Linked DNA regions of Mus musculus: regions 2, 3 and 4 are each linked to region 1. The links are chromatin loops, found by intact Hi-C in ENCODE. Cell type or tissue: left cerebral cortex. All regions are shown on one strand. Region 1 holds the start of Nrg3 (neuregulin 3). Region 2 overlaps Nrg3 (neuregulin 3). Region 3 overlaps Nrg3 (neuregulin 3). Region 4 overlaps Nrg3 (neuregulin 3).

Region 1 (5,000 bases):
GAGCAGATAAAGAGGAACACTCTTTTGCCCAGATGTTTCAGCTCAAAACATAAATACAAATACAGCATGAAGGCAACAAATCCAGACCCATTCTTTTCTTTGCTTTTTTTTCTCTTTCCTTTCTTTTCTCTTTCTTTCTTTCTTTCTTTCTTTCTTTCTTTCTTTCTTTCTTTCTTTCTTTCTTTCTTTCTTTCTTTCTTTCTTTTTTTTCTCCAGAATAGCTGTGCTTGGAACTTGAGCTGACATACTGGGGGCTTGTCCTGAATAACCTTCACAGGTTATACATGTCTTCTTCCATCCTGATCCTCAGGTACAAACAGAAGGTTCCTGCAATTTCTGTTCACTAAGGGGAGAGGGTGGGGTGGAGGTCAATTAGTTACCTGCAATGTTGATAAAAATAGAAAGCTTACAGTTCCAAAGAAAAAGTGACCATATTTAGGGGTACACTGGCCACTGTTGGCACCGACTGAACCAGGTTGAAATGTTATATTCAAAGGCTGACATATTACAAAGAGCTTGGACATTGTACTAAACCGGGTCCTAGTCTGCTTATCCTTTCCAGCTGGGAGGAGGAGGAAATCAGGTTTACACCCCTCACCCCTCTGGGAAAGGAACAAAAGCAAATGCTTGGCACAGCTGGGGAAAGGAAAAAAAAAAGAAGGAAGAAAAGCCCTCCTACTTTTTCAGGACCCTGGGGGCCCGCAGCTCTGCAGAGTCCCCTTTGCATTTCTTCGCAGTTAACTCACTCCAGTGGCCACAGAAGCAATTTCCACCAATTTCCACACCTGGCAATGGCCAGGGACAGGTTGAGGGGAGGGGTCCTTCTGGGAGCACCTCTTTTCCCTAGCTCTCTGAATGGCTTCTAATTAATCCTTCTTAGTCTCTGCCTGAGCAGGGGAAGCTGGAATAGTAGGCAGCTATCTCCTGAGGACATCACTACCAAATACCTGCATCCAATCTCCTCCCACCCCCGCCCTCCCCCCTCCACTGGTCATAACTTCCCTTTGTGGTCTTTCATAGGCCAGTTTTGGCTGTGCTTAGAAAAGCTTCCCACAGGAGGGCGGGAAGGGTTGGGTGCACCATCTCTCCCAGGCCAGTAAGGGGAACACAACCTGGGCTCACTCTCAAATCTGCAGTGAGGATTTGGACTCGCCTTAACCCTTTGATTGGAGACAGGAGTCTATTCTCATTTGGGACCCACTGAAGTATGAACCCTAGCTCAGAGATATCCTTAGTTCGCCTGATGCCCCTATTCCGCACACAGGCACAGCATAGACCCGCACCTTTGGCCCCCTTGAGGCTAGTTTTAATCATAGCCTCACACTCTGCCCCAAACGTGCATGGGGAAGTGACAACCAGCAGAAAGGAAAGCTGGAGAGCAGAAAAAAACTTGGCAGTGAAGCACGGCATGGCCAGGCGTCTACTTACGAAATTTGGGGCTGGTGCTAGTTTCTGGGGTGGTGGTAGTGGAGGAGGTGGAAGAGGGTGAGGAGGAAGAGGCGGCAGCAGCATCCTGAAAGGGTGACAGGGTCCAGGAGGGAGTGGAATCGTGGAGGTAGGAGGAGGTAGCATACGCCGCAGTGGGCCAGGAAGGCATCGCCTGCGTACTGGGGGCTCCTGGCATCGGGGGTCGGGAGCCGGGCGTGCTGCTACTGAAGAAAGGGGCCGTGGTGGACAGGACCGTCGGAGGGGCAGCAGTGTTCCGTGCTGTGGTAGAGCGCGGGCTAGCCCGGATGGGAACCCGGTGCCCAGGGAAGCGGGTGGGTGCCCGTGTGATGGTGGTCAAGCGGGTGCTAATCCGGTTAGGCGTCCTGGAAGAAGCGGCGCCGCCGGCAGAGGGGGTGGCGGGGGACGTGGTAGAAGTGGTTGTTGTGGTGGTTTCCATAGCCTTGGGGAAAGAGCTGGGCTTGGAGAGGAAGAAGGGGTCCTGGCCCATTCCCTTGGAGTCCACCAGGTCCGTGGGCACGTACTCCTTGACGGAGCCTACCACGATCCATTTAAGCAGCATGAGGCTGAGCCCCAGGCCGATGAAGCCGATGAACAGAGGCACCACGCACAACCACGTCTGCTGCCGGTTCCACACGATGCAGTCGCTACAGCGTAACTCCCGGGGAGGTTCGGCCGCCCCTTCTCCGCCGCCGTCCGGGCCCCCGCCCGCCGCCGCCGCCGCCGCAGCCGCCGCGGTGCCCTCCTCGGCTGAGGCGGCGGCTGCCGAAGCGGCACCAGGTGGCGAGGCACCGGCCGCCCCTTCACTCATCCTAGGAGCCGATCTTCACCTTCGCCCCCCCGAGGGCCGCGCCAGAGGCATGGGGCCGCGCGGGCCGGGCGCGGGCGCGGGCGCGGGCTCCGGCGGCGGCGGGCTCCGGCTCAGGCAGCGGCCGCGGCGGCCGCATGCAAATCGGCTCCCTGCCCCCACGCCCCTCCCCCCGAGAGGCGGGCGGCGGGCGGGGAGGAGAGGACGGGGGAGGGGACGCGGGCCGGGGAGGGGGCGGCGAGGCGCTCGGTAGAGGGGCGAGACCGGCCCGGGCGCCGCCGGCCGGTCAGGGAGCGGCGGGGCGAGTCTGCAGCCCGCCTAGGTGCCTCCTGCGCGACGGGGTCCCTCGGCTGCCGGTGGTGCTGATGCTGCCGCTGATGCTGATGCTGATGCTGCCTTGGATGCTGATGCTGATGCTGCCGCTGGTGCTGATGCTGCCCGCCGCCTGTGTGCGCTCCAGCCTCGCCGGCATCCTCGGTGCGCCGCGCCCGGCCCGCTCCCTGGGGCGTCCGGCCGCACCGCCGCTGTCCCCACCTCAAATCCTCACGTCACCCTCAGGGGCCCCGGCGAGCAGTAGCTGGATGCTGGGCGCCGACAAGCCGCATTCCGACACAGGGGGCCAACCTAGCAGCCCCTCGCCCAGCCCGTACGCAGCGTTGCACGGTGGTTACTCGGCGAGCCTGGGCGATGAGGTGCACCTGTTCTTCAGCCGGCCCGCAGCCAACCCTCGGTCAACGCTCTCCGGGAGAAACCAATCCTAGAGCAGCGCGGAGGGCGAGCGACCGGGCTCGCCTCGCTCCCGCCGCCCGCGGCTCTGCGCCGCTACTGCCGCCGCCACCGTGAGTCAAACTCCAGCAAGCTACCCCGCCGCTCAGGAGCGGGGTACCCCGGGGCGCACCCCGACCAGCACGCAGAGGATACCAAACAGCTCCGGTGACGCTGCCTGGCCGACCCGGGCTAGCAAAAATGGGAGATAGCGACAGGGGTCCCGGACGTCGTGACCGCTGCTCCAAGCGTTTTCTTGCACTCAACCAGGCGGCTTCGGGTGTATGTGTGTGTGTGTTTGTGTGTAGAGTCGCCGCGGACAGGGTGGGATTCGGGCAGAGTTGCGCCTCCCACCAACACCTAATGGTGCTGTCTTACTGTGTGCTAGATAAATAAATGATCCAAGCGGACCCCCGTTGGAGAAGTACGGCACTAGGAGCTCTGTGGAGCAGCCGTGAACAGGTCTCTGGTGTGGATCCTGCGGGGTCAGACACTGAAGCTGCTGGGAGAATGCGCACGGGCGTGTTAGGTGGGAGGGCGCCTCTGAGCTCCCCTGCCCCGCCGCGGTGCGGCTGGACAGAGAACCACCTTTGCTTTGGAGTTGCTGAGAGCTGCTGCTGAAGCAGACGACCTTTCTGTGATCAGATCTCGAAGCCATTAACTTACCTTTTAAAAAGTATTATCTTTAAATGTAGGTACGCCCTGGGAAACAAGGCGAGAGGCGAAGATGAGAAAAGATGCTGGCTAGTCTCTTAAATTTCATAGCCGGTTTCTTCCTTTTGGTAGAGGGAGATCAGAGTATTTCCAATCTCGGGTACACTGTGGTACCTCCCTGAGGACCAGGTATAGCACAGACAGGAAACGGGCAAGAGCCAGGGCTACCATGATATACATACGCTGGTCCTGTAAAGCGATGCTTCCCACCCTACCCAGATTTCTCGGCTAAGGTAGAAACGAAAGAGGCTTTTTTTTTTCATTTATTTATTTTTTACAAGTGTCATGCAAGGATGGGAGAGTGAGAATGGCATCTTTCTTATCACGTACCTCCCAGGGCTGTCCGAGAATGCAGTCAGCATTGTCCTGTCCTGTGATGCACTCCACAAAGACGAAGTTTCCTAGGTATCCATTTTATTCACACGTTAAGAGCAAAAGAAAATGCTAATCTAAGGAGATGGCAGAGTGCAGAGAATACGTTCAAACAGGAAGCCCTTGAGGGATTGTGCCTACCAGAGTTCTTTGCACAGGCGTGATTAATAAATTACTTTTTGATGGCAGTAATGTGGCTGTCACCTCTTTCAGCTCTAACACTGAGACTTACCCCATAGGAAAATCTTTGGTTTTTAATTTAACCAAACATGCCCTAACCCAGTAGGGCAGAATGATGCCTTCCAGAATTTCAATGGGGAAACAAGCAAAACAAACAAACAACAACAAAACATTAAATCCATACTCCTTTGGCTTTCTGATGCAAGACACAAGTAAAAATGTCTTAACCTTCTGTGGGCTGACAGGCATCTGCTCCGTGCCTTCTCATGCAGTAAAATAAAAGCATTTCCACATTGTAGTAGGTGCTGCTGTTGACACTTGAGAAAGAAGATTTCTTTTCCACACTTAGTTCATCATCATCCCTCCCAAATCCCACCCCCAGTATTCTGTGTTCTTTGCCTTCTTCCTCCCCCACTTGAAAGGTTCCAAAACACAAAGAGAGGTGCTGCAATGCTTTTGTGGATAAATGCTCTCTTCCTGAAACCACAATTGGACAGTATCCACATTCTCTTCATTGCTTCCCAAAGCCTTCTTCCAAATTCCCTCTCCTTCTCCTTTCTACTTCGATTTAAAAGCTTATTCGTGGTTCCCTATTGAGTTCCGGTTTTCCTGGAACACCAGTCATGGTATATCAGCTGCTCTTACAAGGAAACATCTCCAGAGGGAGCAGGGCCAGCAGAGCCCATTGCTTTGATGATTTTCTATTAAGGATCAG
Region 2 (5,000 bases), 480 kb before region 1:
AAAACTCAGATGATTCTTACAGATGTCACACTGAGATCCTTTTTAAATTCATGATCATTTTTTCTTCTTTTCCTTGTTAAGGACTTGTTTCATTTTTTTTTGAGAATTTAACATGTAATTACTGGATTTGCATTATTACTACACCTCTTTTTCCCCCTCCAACCCTTGTGCTTTTCACTCTTTCTAAACTTTATGATCTTATTTTCTCTAATTATCGTTTTAAACACACACACACACACACACACACACACTACTGATTGGATCACCTGTCAGGATATTCATCCCTCCTAAGACTCAATCTCCATCTCTCATCAGTCATTGATTGCCAGTAGATCCTCATCTAAGGATGAGAGCTGTGGAATTTCTCCTATGTTCATTGTCATACCAACTGAGGCTGTCTTATTTATTGCTGTGACTAACAATATTAATCACTTCTTCCTTTATACAAGCCTGTTACTTTATGTTTTACACTAACACCTTATATCCAGCACTTTATGTTCAGCAGGACAGCATTATATAATTTTCATAAATAATGGTGGAATGAAGTTTAATGTATCTTCTTACCAGTTAATTCCTATAAGTAAAAATCCATATATTTTTAGAGATGACCCCCCCCAAAATAATCTAAGCTGATTTTGTTTAAGAGAAAATGTTTAAACTGTCCTATGTTTGAAATGCTTTCTAGCAATTTTAAAAGGCAAGTCAGATCATAGCAGTGATGGGGAAAGGCCTCTTTACCATAGACTGAACACAGCTAACTACATAAGTAGTCTGTTAAAGTACTGAGGAGAAAGAAGTAAGCTGTGGCTAACTCAGCCAAGTAGGATTTCACTAGTTTATATTGAAGATTTTAATATTGTTTTTGAAAATACTTTAAATGATGGTAAATAAATGGATTTTTAAGATTTTGATTTTGTCTTTTCTCTCTTATTTTTTCATTTTTCTTTTGGCTGTTCATTCATGTAAATCTCTCTGCCCTTATTTTTTTTTCTTTTCTGTAAACATCACTCTTAGGATTTCACCCTACATGGCTATCTGTTTTCACATTACCACTTTTGCCTTCTTGTTCTCTGTCTTCATAGTTCTGCCCCAGATTATGATGCACTTCAAAGTCAAACAACATCATAATGTCTAACCAAAGTCTTACACTAATATGTTAAAGCCATTGTCCCATGTCCCTAAACCATCTCCTACGCAAAGAGAAAATAGCTACCATAGTTGACACTTCAAAATCTATGTTCCTCATATATTAATTTCATCCTCATAGATAATCTCACTACACCCCTGAAACTACCCATCACATCCAGATTTCATTCTCTGTCTCTGATAAAGGCATCTGTGGGAGGAGCCTCTGCTTAGAGGTCAGCCACCATTTGTGGGCTGGAAAAGTCCAGATGGAGAAACCACTGTCCAGCTTTTAAACATTGCTCATGTGGGCTCCCCTGAATCCCCATCTGTAGTTATTGCCCAGGTGTTCATTGGGCCCAATCCACAGGGTATGATCTCATGGTCTAAGTGACTCAGGTGGAGCACAGCATGACCAAAGGCCAAGTTTTTCCTTTCTTGGGTTATAACACAAAAGGAACAGCTAGCAGTCCTATTCAGGCTGCACAGGGCATATCCAGCATGTATATCTTACATTAGGTTTTCAGGGTGGTCTCTTAGAATGCTATGCACATCTAAATGTTTACTCTTCATCGCTCTGCAGGCTGGTGATGGAGGAGGGAAGACCACAAATACCAAGGCTGATGCTAAAATTCTTTTTTTTTTTCTCCCTAAATTCCATAGGTCTTTTTGAACAAAAAGGAAAACCAAACAAAACAACATTATAAATAATTTGAGATATCGGGCTCCAAGTTCTCATTAGGGGCTGAACGTTCAAGATTTTCTTTTCACTCTTTGTCCAAAACTTAATTCTTTCCACTTTCTAGTTCAAATGCCTGAGCAAGAGGTCATGGTCAAGTTCTGCCAGAAGTGCTGCTACTATAGTCTCTGTCACAAGGTGGCAGCATTAAGCAAAGTGGTAGCCTTAAAAAAATGAAAAATAAAGTAAAAATCAGCAAGTCAGCCAGAAATGCTATATTTATGAAAATCTCAGCCTTCTGTAGATAAGTAGGTTAGAGTTAGCCTGTCTGCTCTACAGGGTTATAGGTCTCCCTAACCCACAATATGCTGAACACAGAGAAGCCAGGGCAGACCTTATGCCCAAGAATGTGTTCTCAGGCTGTAGGTTTAAACTGGTGTGTTTCATTGTGAGCACACTCTGTTTCTTGACTCCCTCTTGCCCTTGATATCAATCAGGCCATTCTCCCTAGAGAAGCACCCTTCATTTTGAATGGAACGGCATCGCTTGGATTCTTGATCTCTATCCTCTCAGAAGAATTTAAGCTCCTTAATAAACTGCTCCAAGCTTCTTCTAATTCTGGCATCCCACAGCGTCTACAGGACGCTGCTGGCAGCATAGGCATACACACGCACACACTCACTTTCAGTCTATGTCACTGTCTCAGGTTTCTTACCCTAATTATGCAGGATCTGGGTGCATGTTTTTTTCACATAGGCAAAGCTAGAGAATTTATTAGATGAAACCACCTTTGCTACAAGCGCTCTTGCTGTGCCTCCTACACAGTGAATGGACCAGCAGCATCAGATGGTGAAAATATATAAAATATGCATGCAATGAATGTGCTGCTTCCTTATCTAGCAGCTCACTATCTTGCCAGTGCTCTGGAAAGTATTTCAGATAAAGAAAATAATAATGGATAAATTTGCATGGTGATCATATAAAAGATATAAAAGGTTTATTAAAGACAAATAGACTACAAAAGCTCACATTATTCAAATTAGCAAGTAGAAGCTGAGCCAATGTCTGCAAAACAGTTTGCAATTAAAAGCCAGGAACTTGCTTATATCCTTGAGCCAAGCAATTTCGTTTTTAGGTTCCAATTTTAAAGACACATCACATGAGAAGATTTCAGCCTATTTACGAATTTCACTGGTGCTCTCCTAGTCGAGAGAAAGTGAGCATTCAGTCCATGTGTTCAAGAGTCTGGACAGAAGTAGAAAAAAAAATGAAAGGAAAAGGAAGAGTGAGGCAACTAGAAATCTTTCAAAACGATAGCCATTGAGTACTTGCTAAACCTGGAGATAGTGATCGTACTGAAACTTAAACACTGACGATCACAGAGTCTCCTGTAGCAATCTAGAAATGTGCCCACGTTGTTCAGGAGCAGGACACAAAGTCAGACTGGACTATAAGGAAACAAAAGTGGAATGCTCAGACTAAACAGGCTGAAAAGATGCTGGTCGACAGCAGCAGCATTTCCGTGAATATTCCAGTTTCTCTGCTGGTAAGGTAGGAGTGATTGGAAAGCACTTGCACTAACATAAAATTATATGCTCATAAATAAGGAGACTTGGTCAGCCATCACACGGCCTGTGGTGGCAGTACAGAGCAGCATCCCTCACTTAGCTGCCTACTGCCATGATCTGGGCAGCTGGGACACCTAACAGAGATCTGAATGGCTTGTTGAGTTTCAGCACCAAAATCTTAATGTTGGATCTCAATGATTCCTCTCTACAATTGATACTGAAAAGTTCTGTTTGAAGGCATTGCTAGCCAAAGCCAATCCCATGTCTCCTAATACCCACATGGCATGTGATGGGATGTAAAATTGTAGTTCCACCCTAATCTATTGAGCCAAAATTTGAGCCTGTGCTTGTTCATTTATGAGTTTGATAAGCTCTTCTTCTATAGCCTAGGATGACTTCAAACTCGCAGTCTCCCTTTTCAGCCACCTGAGTACTAGGATTCCAGATATGAACTTACAGAAAAACTGTCAGGCTTGTATTTTTAACACCTCCTGGCTATGCACATGGATGTGGCAATGTGGGAAGGATGGGACCCAGAAGGGGTAGTGAGGATGGCAGATATCTCCATTGTGTAAGTGTCTCTGAGATAGTCACATAATGCTTAACTTGAACCACTGGGCAACTACGTTTACTTCCATAAACAGCTTTTTTTTTCCTGGCATACCTATATTTTTATTGGCTAGGAATACAGCCAGCTCCTAGTTGTTATCAACACAAACAAAAACACAGGCTTACTCACTTTTTTTTCAACAGTTAATCTAAAGTGACCTTTAGAAGGGACTCCCAATTCCACCACCATTACCCAATAAAGAAATTAAGGCCTATACAGACCAAATATAACAACATAAATCACACAGCTAGGGAGCAGAAAAGCCTAACTTTGAATAGATCTTCATAAATCAATATTGTCCTTTTGAAAAGCCCCATCTTCTGCAAAATTTGCTTAGTGGGTTGTTTGGTTTACATGTCAGAACTTCCCAAGTTTTAAAATGATATACTAAATATGAACATGCACATATTCCAAGCACTAGATGTGTCATCCTATATGAGACAGACAATTGGACAGTATAGCTACTGCCATTCTTTAACAAGTACTCCATCTACGGCTTTGAATGTCACCAAGAGTCCTTTCCACTAACTTGCAAAACCTGCACACACCCATGATATATGAGAGCAATGTTGTAACAGAAGCTTGCAGGAACAATGGCTTATGAAGCTACCTCAAAGTAGAAAGCCATGAGATGGATCCTTGCAGCAGACACTAATGGATATTGATTGGCAGGTATGTGAACTAACAAGTTAACTAAGGGAGATAAGGAAGCTCTTCCAGAGAACACATGGGCAATTTGCTGAAAGGACACATGAAGAGTCATTCAAGTATAATTGTTGAGGTTCAGACATATAGTAACAGAAGAAATACTCAGACTTCTAGACAGGATCATAGTTCCATTGTGTGCTGAGTAACAAGGAAGTTTTTCCCAGTTCCAATATGGGCAGTAGGCCTTCATCTAAGACAAAGTAGGCTTCACCTAGAACCTTAAAAATACAGTATATCAGGTGCTATTCCAGAACTAGTATCTCTGAATGTGCACTTGCACTGAATTCCCATACAGATACATGATCCATGT
Region 3 (5,000 bases), 370 kb before region 1:
CATACACACAATCAAATGATATGTAATCATTGAGGGTAACTTTTATCAGTTGTCTGAGATGGCATATGCCAGGTTTTACCACTTGAATTGTATTCTACTCCATCCTTTGTATGAAGAATTTACAGGAAGTAAGAAGCTGTGTACATAAAAACTTTCAGTTGAAGAGACTACAGAAGGTTACATGAACTTCACTGAAGATTAATTCTTCTTCATTTCCTTATTTTTGAAATGATTCATTTTCAATAGTGTCATGTTATTGATATTCGTTTTGAGCTTTGAATTCTCATGTACAACTAACTAGTTGAGTTACTCTGCTGCTCAGTGTCCCACTTGTAGCCACTAACATGTCTTTTGCATGACGTCCATTTCCCTGACCCTTCATTAATGTGAACTTCTGATTTGTTTTAACTATTTTCTTGCTTTCAGATGCTTTGAGATGTTCAACAGCCATATATATTTCTCATCCTCAACTTACAATATTAGAATCCTGGCTTCTCTTAGGAACTTTGATTTCTTTTCTTAAGGGAGTGTGATCTGGACACTTTTTATGCTGCATTTATGAGCATTGTGAGCCCACATAACATTTTTAAAACAGACAAAATGTAGTTTCCTTCCATTATTACATGGAACATGATGTAAGTTCTCAGTACATAGGTTATTGTTTCAAAGCATTTGATACACGAATATGGACCACTTTACAGGTGATGTTAGATGTGATGTCAAGCTCATGAGGTAATGTTAAAATGTGTGCCTGTGTAAACAGGAGAAGACTGTGCAGACAAGAAGACAGAATGGATGCTTTGGGTAAAGCAATTCTTCTTGTCAAAGACCCTTGTGCTATCAACAAAAACTCAAAATGGAGAAAGGCTCTGGGAAAGATTCAAGCTAACATGTATATAGGAGAACATGTAATGATTAGTCACGATGAAAATTGGGGGATGGGGGTAGGGGTTAAAAAGACATGACTCCAAAGAGGAAAAGGTAAAACCACAGCCAGTGTCTGCATTCATTGTTAGTGCGGCGTTCATAGTATGTACTCTATTCTAGGAATGTTGAAAGGCGTAAGTGGGGCTTACTGGTAAGTCTCAGGAGACATTTAAATTCATCCACAGGGATTTCCTTTCCAGCTATTTTATACCAACATTCTTTGAAAAAAAGAAGGACATAAATTCAAGCCCTCCTTTGTATCTCTTGTGAGCAGCAGCATCAACCAAATCATGTACACTTTCTGAATTTCAAAGTCTATATTTGAAGTATGGAACTGAAAATATTCATGAAATTGTGAAGAAAATCATATCAAAGTTTACATGAAATTTCTTCAGCAAGCCATTTCAATATCTCTGTTTCCTCATTAATAGATCAAGTAAATAGATTCCAAGACATATACTCCAATCGCTATACAAACAAATACCTGCACAGCTATTTTTTTTTAACCACAGCAGCATTGAAATCCAAGAAGTTATGGGATATCTCTAAATAATCCTAAGCAAATGAATGTACAAAGGAGATTGTGTGTTGTACTCAATGGAATATTATTTAGTCATAAGGAACAGAACTATGTGATCTTCGGGAAAATTGATGCTTATCAACATATTAAGCAAAATAAGCCAGAAAGCCAACTATGCCATGTCTGGCATTGTAATCAGAAACTAGATATACAACAACAATAGCAAAATGACATGAGAGCAGAGGGAGAGGGTGTGGGAAAAGGTGAGGTAAAGTGAGTATAAACACAGAACTTTACATGCATGTATGGAGCTGTGAAATCCACTGTGTAATGTAACAACAAATGGGCAAAGGATAAAATATAATGCAAAAGGAGTTCATAATACACCTCACCTCCACTCCCCATGGAGACAGTTTATAAGAATTAATGCAGCCAATGTGTTCTAGCTTAGGGTTTCTATAGACAAAAGATATTTGTATTGCTAAAAGATGTACAATGTAAAAGAAATATTGGTACTCAATTGTTCATGTTTGTCTAGGCATCATTTGATCTCATCAATTGATTTACATAACCTTTTGTCAAGGTGTCGGTGTTCTTCCTTGTAGATGTTTTATCGTATGATGGGAAGAACGGACTTTAGACCTGAGAGTCTTGAGAGTGAGTGGGTGACCCTTGATGGGTGGGTGGCTCACAGCACCATGGACAGTGGCACCAGGGCTAAAGATCTAAGGGATCTTTCAAATCAGAAAGGGATCTTTTGAAAGCAGAGAACCCTTCTTCCCACCCACTACTCAGGAGTCATGTTGGGTCTGTGACTTTGTCTCTGCGAAGGAAAGTTAGGCTGGAAAACTTCACAGAGAAGCTGCACTGCCAGAAAACACCCAGGGCCACAGTGATTGGAGCTAATTGGCCTTTATTTAGCGTTGGTCTGTTCTCATCTGCCTTGTTAACCCTGATGATTACACAGTGTTTTGTGGTTTTGTTTTGTTTTGTTTTGTTTTGTTTTTACATGAAAATCTGTATCTAGCTCAGTATAGTTGATTTAAACAAAGCTACCTTTGGAAATCTCTAAATCCCACACTGATCAGTTTCTACTTAGGAAACAAGCCAAGTCTCCTCTGCGCAGTGGTCAGGAACCCTACCAGGGCCTGCCACCCTTTTCCTTCTCTGGACATTGCAGGTAGTGAGACATGAGCATATATTAATCAAAAGCAAGGAGCTAGCCCAGGACTCATCGCCAGATCCCAGCAGAGCTGTGAGAAAATCTTCACCATCTCATTCCTGTATGGGCTAGTTCCAGGGGAAAGCTTCCTCATGCATAGAGAACTGGCTGCTTCACAGAGAGCTGCTTGGGAAAGAAAGCATCTGCCTTAGGAAACCAGGTCCGACTCCCTTTGCGCTGAAGCAGAGGCCAAAGGAAGAGAGAGAAGAGAAATTTGGCTTGGGGTTGGCCTCATTCCTGGGGTAGAGGTAAAACAGGAGGAGGATAATAAGGAGAAGAAATAGCAGCCTGAACGAGTGCATCAAATCCAGCCATCTGCAGGTGTCTGCTGTAGTGGGATGTGTGAAAGCTGCAGCTAAGCTATATTTAAGTGGAGAGGACAGCCAACTGGAGAGAATCCTTTTACCAAGGTCATCTAGTAAATTTATTTTTGGCATGTGTCTATGTATGTTGATGTTGTATATCTGTATATAGAGGTCAGAGGTCAATCCCAGATGTTGTAGGTGTCATTCTTCAGAACATTACAACATTACCTTTAGATTTTGTGACAGGGACTCTTATTGGCTGCAGCTCAGTTTGACTAGGCTGGGTTGTCAGTGAGACCCTAAAGCATTGTTTCTCTCCACTTTTGGGCTTCAGATCCAAGCCAGATTTTTTTTGTTGTTTGATTATTTTGCGTTTTGTTTTTGTTTTATGTATGGGTCTACAAATCAAACTCAGTTTTTCATGTTTGCCCAGCAAGTAAGTTCTACAGACTAAAGCTGTCTTTCCATTTCAACATCCAGTAAATTCTGGGATTCAAAATTTGAGATTCCCTGATCTAGTTTGCTTTTCTGTTGTTGTGACAGAACACTGTGACCACAAGCAACCTAGGGAGAAAATGACTTATTTGGATTACACTTCCAGATCACAGTCCATCTCTAAGGGAAATCACAGCATGAACTTAAATAGAAATTCGAAGAACACATGAGGAAAGCAGCTTGCTCACTGGCTTACACTCAACTAGCTTTCCTACATAGCCTAGGACCACCTACGAATAGCACTTCTCCATGGACTGGTCCCTCTCATACTAATTTAATTAGCAATCATGACCAGTTAGCTACCCTGACTTGCCTACAGGCCAATCTAGTTGAGGCAGCTCTTCAGTTGAGGTTCCCTCTTACTAAGTCAACACTTAAGTGTGTCAAGTTGGCAGTCTAAACTAACCAGGACAACCCTCTATTGTCTGAATATCTCATAAACAAAGAGAAACCACGTAAGTCCATAGTGTTAATCCGTGATGAGGGTGTGTGTAAAATTGTTCAGTTGATGAATATTACCAACTAATTTATCTGTTTTTCTTCCAGATTTGTGCACTAAGCTGCTGTCAGTCAAACAGACATGATTTAGAGCCAAATGCAGATACTGGCTGTCTGGTTGATGTCTCTGACACAGTGCTAGACTCAGAGTGAGTAATAATCCTGTTTGGATTTTCCCCTTTTACTACTCTCCAGCAAAGTTGGATCTTAGAGCACACCCGTAGTGGTCCTAACGCCTAACAAGGAGGAAAGAGATATATCTACTTTCAAGTGCCAGGGTATAGAGAACTAAACAACTGGCTCTATATGATATATACAGTGTCATAGACTCTAAAAAGTATAATTTGACAGCATCAGATTCAGCCTCTGTCAGCAGGTGGAGATTTCTGGATGCAGTGACCAAGGAAATTTTGGTGTAGGCACCTTGGCAATGATAATCTTCTTGCTTCCTTTTTATGGACAGCCAAAATATTGCAATAAAACAAATCATAGACAAAAATTACGATTTTAAAAACCTAATTTTGATCCATAATTATTATTTGACATATTTAGTTACCATGTTTTCTATTAGTAATACTTTCAACTCCTGAATTTTCATTTCCAGAAATATCTTCATATAAGGTACTGTAAGGCCAAAAGTGATAGGTGGAGTCACTCTATGGGCATGGTTTGACTTCTAATATTGTGTGGCATCAGATGTAGTCAGAGGGCGATAACATAATGAATGACATCATCAGATCTGACAGGTCATAAGAGCTTCCTGCACTTCTGTCCCAATGTAGTTGTCATTGAAATAGGGCTTGTTGAGCTTTGTCCATTCCTGAAGTATTCTTACCATACAAACTGCATGACTCAGGTAGTTATCACACTTATAAAAATGAATGAGATGAAGAGTAACTCAGTGAGAATCTTGTTATTAGTAAAATGCACTCAAAAATTACATTTGTGTTTTAGAAGATCAAAGAATGCATTGTAAAAGTCAGGATAATTTTGTGTGGGAAAGAGGTGTTTGTACCTGTTAGTGTGGGTATGT
Region 4 (5,000 bases), 380 kb before region 1:
GTGGCATCAGTGGGAGAGGATTCGCCTGGTCCTCTAGCGACTTGATTTGCAGAAGTCTTTGCCCAAGATCTCCAAAAGAGGAGGAGAAGGTGGAATGGGGAGAAGACTTTCATTAAGGGGCGTTGGGAGGAGGGGCTGATATTGGATTGTAAAGTGATTAAATATGAATAAATAAATAAATAAATAAATAAATAAAAGTAGTAAAATAGAGGAGAGGTCCTTTCCCTAACTAGGAAGTGACAGGGAGTGAAGGAAGAACATATGAGGAGCTGTGGGAAATTGGAGACTGTGTGTCAACCTGATCACTGTATGAAATTCTCAAAATTAATGAAATGTATTTAAAAATACCAAAATTAATTAACAATATAAGCAAATAAACGTTGAGTATACTTTGTTATTAAATAATTAATCAGGTTTCAATTAAACATGATACATTCCATGTTCATGTTGTGTCATGTTGTTCTGATTTTATTTTATTTTTTTCCTGGGCTTTGTTCACACTGCCAAGGACTCCCAGCTAGCTGAAAGGGCATGTTTTAAAATATGAAAAGAAAATTTTATTGCAAATATCTCAGCATAACTGGGTTGAGACCTGTAAGGAAGTGCAGGAAGGGGCACTGGAAACTCCTCATCATGTCTACATAGCCCCTGTCATTCCTTTAGGTAAGTCACTCACATAGATGATCATGCTGATGTTGGGGGTGGCTGACTACTCCTTAGTAAAATACTCTTACATCTTAGTTGACACATAGTTACACATGTGATGGGATACAGTGAGATGATGAACATTTGTTATATAGATAATGGAAAAGCTACAGTACACTGAGAAGGACATGAGTTAGGTAAAATGGAGCATGCCCAGCTGCAATAACTGGGAGGCTTCAAAAAACATGGACTGCTGGAGAATGAGAAAATACAGCCCACTAATGGAATGAGAGTACTACAGAAGAAAACTAGTTGAGATCTGAGCAATGGAGTTGAAACTAAGAAAAAGACACAAAGTCTGGAATTAAGTGGGGCTCTGGACAATCGAATCTCATTCAGTCAAGTGAGACTCCACATGAAAGTTTCATTACAAAACTAATGAAAAGATCCAATAATCTTATGAAATGTTTACTAACCACTGGAATTTGAAATAAATCCATCAATAAATGTGTTAAAATGGTAGCCTTTAATATTTTCATTAATTGCTATGCCAGTTTAATTCTAACTTGTCAATAGTTAAAAAAAAAAGCTGTGTTTGAATATTCAATTAGAACGTGCTCCTCAAGAAATGGCATGAATGAAATGTCTTTTACAATTTAAATCGTTCTTTTCTTGTCATCTGTATGTCTCATCATATTCATATCCTAGTGTTCCTTAATCAAGTACAAATATATCATACTCACTTCATTCAACTGCATCCCTAGAGGAAGTAGTTGAAAGTAAAATTTTAAGATGAAAGGCTTCAATAAGAGCTAACAATGACTCTATACATGACAACTGCTTCTTCCCTTAGTATAGGGATTGGGAATTAGAAGACAGTTTGGCTTTGTTTTAGTTCATGCAGTCTTCTACGCAGCCTTGAACTTGAGCAGAAGCACATTTGTGTTCTTGGGAGGGAATTATGTAAGACTTCCTGTCATCATTTTTCACTCTACTGCTCACTTCTGCACACACTCTTGCCCACATCTATTCAATGTTCCTCATTCTGACTCCTGAATTCATATTCACAGACAACATTAGACATTATATTTGAATTGAAATTAAAGTAAGATTTCTAACATGTTGTCTCTTCTTCCACCCTGTCTGAAATTACAGTTATTTTCAGAGTTGAAAAGCCAGGCAATCACAACTGGGCATGGAAGATTGCAGTGAGACTTGCACTCTATTGTTTCATTCTTCTGACTAGACTCTTAGAATTGTGTAATTGTAACTTCAGCCATGATGTGTGTTGAAACTGAGTGACACTGGTAAGGAAGGAGAGAGGAATGTTTCAGAGATAAGTGTTGTCCATATTTATCACCAAGTCATTCTCTTTCTAGAGATGAGGAAATAAGGCCATCCTCACTATTCTTTTGAAAGAATAAATGAGTCCTGGTATTTTGTTCTCTATTTTGGGTTTATGTGAACTCAGTTCCTTCTGGTTTCCCCATACCTTTGACTTAAATATTCTTTTTCTCACCATTATTTTTTCAAAGCTCACCCCATGCATCCACATGAAAAACAGTATTTGTAAGAGAAACTACAGATTATGTACATCTTAAGAAAATATTCAAAGTGGATTTCATATGTACATAAGTATGTTATAATTTTCAAAATTTGTTCAAAATATTGTTTGATACATTTTCTCCCCTTCAATGAAATTTCAAAAGGCCCATTAGAGTGCTGTGGTTTATAATTAATGAAATTGAATCACATCCATTTTAAATTTAAAATACATGTTTTCAAAACCTTGAGGCATACAAAAATAATGTAGCTATTTAAGAAAAATTAAAAATAAATTAGCGAGTTTTTGTGAAGCAAAGGAGAAAGTATGAATAAAACATTCTTGTTCTTTCCTGGCAGTAAATGTGCAGAATTGGCAGTGCTGTCTTTTCTATAGAGAGTCTTCAGGGCTTGGGGGGAATGTTCCAGAAATATAACTGAGAAGTCAAATGCTTGAAGCAATAAAGAGGCATGGGCAGAGACCATGGGATCAGCATAAAAGCATGAGGATTGGGGAAAGCAAGGAATAATATTCAAATACAGAAGTATGCATAGGTAAAGCAGATGCAGTAGAAGGTGTAATACACACAAATTGGAAATGATTAAATGATAGGGGACCTTAAAGTCGATGGGAAAAATTAAAAGGCAAGCACAACTTATATTTAGGGGCAAGAGGCAATGAGGAACTTCTAAAGAGGTTCAAATGTTCAACCAGATGATAAATGTGGAGGACTTTGATCTCTCCCCTAGGTACGTGAACCAACTCACAACCTTAAAAGGCTGCCAGGTTTAATTTAAGGTCAGAGGAAACTTTGTGAAGGAAAAACAAAGAAACCTGAAGAGAGCAGAAGTAATTCTTCAAAACTGTGATGAAATAAGCTCTGTTTCATGCAAAGGATGCAAAGACAATGAAATCGATTCTGGAACAGAGCAGGAAAGGCAGGCTACAATGAAGGGCACACAGTACACGTTCAGAAATTGGGTGACAGCATCATGCTATGATATACTGAGAGTCATCTCAAATGTTCAAAATTCAGCAACAAAACCGTGCACGTAATCAATCCTGCGTATTACTTTTATTAATGGGAGATGTTTGAGACTAGGAAACAAATCACATTTGCTTATCCACTATTTTGACATAAAGGTACACCAAGATATTTCTTATGATTAGATATTGGCACTTGATACACACAGTTAGAAATTTCAATTTTCTTGACTCACAGCCAATTTTGTAATGCTCCAGTGGCTTCCATTTATAACCAGTAAAATCCAGGCTCCTGGCTGGAACCACAGCCCTCTCTATTTTGAACAGGCTAGAATCGTTAGCACAGTTGTTCACAAATCTAAGCTTGTGATGACCTGGCTATTCTTTCACGTTCAGGCATGTTTGTCCTTCTGTCTGCTTGGAACAGAGCTTTAAGCCTAAGTGTTCATAAAGCATCATGCATGCACAAATTGTTTCAAACATGTCAAATACTTGCCCACAGTTTAACAGTGATCTCCCACAACAAACCTTGGTAACGTCTACTCCATTAGTTCATTTCCTTAATAGAAAATAATATCTGGTATGTTCACAGCCTGAAATCTACCCTTTGAATGCATCCTCATAGGTCTAATGGGCTTCTTATTTTTGTAAAACACTGTTGTTCAAGTACTTAGAATGACCTTGGTGGCAGGAAGTGCATCTAAATATTTGTTGAATAAAATGTCATTTAATAATTTCTTTAAAGGAATAACCAATAATATCTAGATATCCAAAATATCCAAAATACTCAAAAATATCTAGATGTAAGCTATCCTAGTAAATGAGAGAAAATACACTTCCAAAGAAAGATCCAGAGTTGTAAACAACGTTCTACTACTGATATGTTAAATTTGACACAATTAGTAATATCGAACTCTCATGGCTTCATCTTCACAGTGAGCTTATACTTATTGCTAAAAAAGAAAAGAATCTGTAATATTCTTTACAAGGTTCAAATTAACTACATTTAATTAATTAGTAACTATAGTGCTATATTATGTTTAGTCAAAGACCCATTTCAACATATCATATCATTATATATAGCAGAGAATATGACTTAATACAATTCAAAGAGGAATTTTAATAGCCATGAAGAACATCGACAACTGTTGCTTCATACTATATGGAAAAAAATACCAACCCATATCAAGTCAAATACTGTAAAGAATCATATCTCTCTATACATATCTATCATCTATCTTAAGTTAATTATAAAGACTGCTTATGATAAAATGAAAATTTTATGAATCAAAAATATATTTTATATACCCAACCCAAGCACTGGAGGTTAGTAACATAACATAGAATGGCCACACAGGGTACTGGATCTTTACTCTCCCCATCATATGGCTGACCTGGAGCTAAGCCTCTGTGGTACTGACTGGTACCATGAGTGAATGAGTTCCCCAAATGACTAAAGGGGCAGAGTTAGGATTTTTACACATAATAATCTTAGTGCCCTCCATGTTGAAGGACCTGTAAAAACAGATCCTCCCAACTACCTTGTGTGTTTCCTGATTCTTGTTGGAGAATTACATTGGACGTCTTATACTTTAAAATGACCCCAAACCCAATGCTACCAGGACAAATCTGTCTTTCTCTAATACATACATTGCTTCCTCATTCAGTACTGTAGGGAAAGTAAGCTTTCATTATGACTCTGATGTCTCTGTAGGACAATACAATTCTCAGAGCTAAGGTATGGCCCAATTTATTCAATGAAGAAGGGAACTTAGATATTATAATCAAAATGAAAATAAAATAGAGAATCTAGAATATGACCATTTAC

The links. Hi-C counts contacts between places; a loop is a spot of excess contacts. Peaks named below come from ENCODE experiments on the same cell type or tissue, not always from the same donor. Only the 100,000 strongest peaks of a DNase experiment are listed, where the experiment ranks them.
Region 2: a loop joins it to region 1, with 9 times the contacts of the local background. A loop is called at or near these places in 4 of 42 quality-filtered maps.
Region 3: it touches region 1 in a loop (4-fold over the local background); 2 of 42 quality-filtered maps call a loop at or near these places.
Region 4: a loop joins it to region 1, with 3 times the contacts of the local background. A loop is called at or near these places in 2 of 42 quality-filtered maps.

What each region holds. Positions count from the first base shown.
Region 1 is chr14:39,470,544-39,475,543 of GRCm38, forward strand. It overlaps Nrg3 (neuregulin 3), which reads right to left and starts at 2,545. Exons shown (of 10, transcript NM_008734.3): 1 at 1,429-2,545. The coding sequence starts at 2,257. LOC432842 (a long non-coding RNA gene) reads left to right here and starts at 1,886. Exons shown (of 1, transcript NR_131973.1): 1 at 1,886-5,000. In left cerebral cortex, CTCF peaks have their summits at 1,282, 3,067 and 3,605; DNase peaks (open chromatin) are centred at 674, 1,423, 1,877, 2,448 and 6 more places; H3K4me3 peaks cover 4,561 bases; H3K27ac peaks cover 4,472 bases.
Region 2 is chr14:38,990,039-38,995,038 of GRCm38, forward strand. The region is part of intron 2 of Nrg3 (neuregulin 3); the gene reads right to left. Among named protein-coding and RNA genes, the nearest start is that of Nrg3os, 94 kb to the left of the region's middle. In left cerebral cortex, CTCF peaks have their summits at 2,003 (motif pointing right) and 3,431; DNase peaks (open chromatin) are centred at 2,101, 2,607, 3,013, 3,426 and 1 more place; H3K4me3 peaks cover 525 bases; H3K27ac peaks cover 1,513 bases.
Region 3 is chr14:39,104,091-39,109,090 of GRCm38, forward strand. The region is part of intron 1 of Nrg3 (neuregulin 3); the gene reads right to left. Among named protein-coding and RNA genes, the nearest start is that of Gm20642, 110 kb to the right of the region's middle. In left cerebral cortex, no CTCF peak of the experiment used is centred here; DNase peaks (open chromatin) are centred at 2,906, 3,643 and 4,041; H3K27ac peaks cover 2,165 bases.
Region 4 is chr14:39,088,568-39,093,567 of GRCm38, forward strand. All of the region lies in intron 1 of Nrg3 (neuregulin 3), which reads right to left. Among named protein-coding and RNA genes, the nearest start is that of Gm20642, 120 kb to the right of the region's middle. In left cerebral cortex, no CTCF peak of the experiment used is centred here; a DNase peak (open chromatin) is centred at 2,591; H3K27ac peaks cover 415 bases.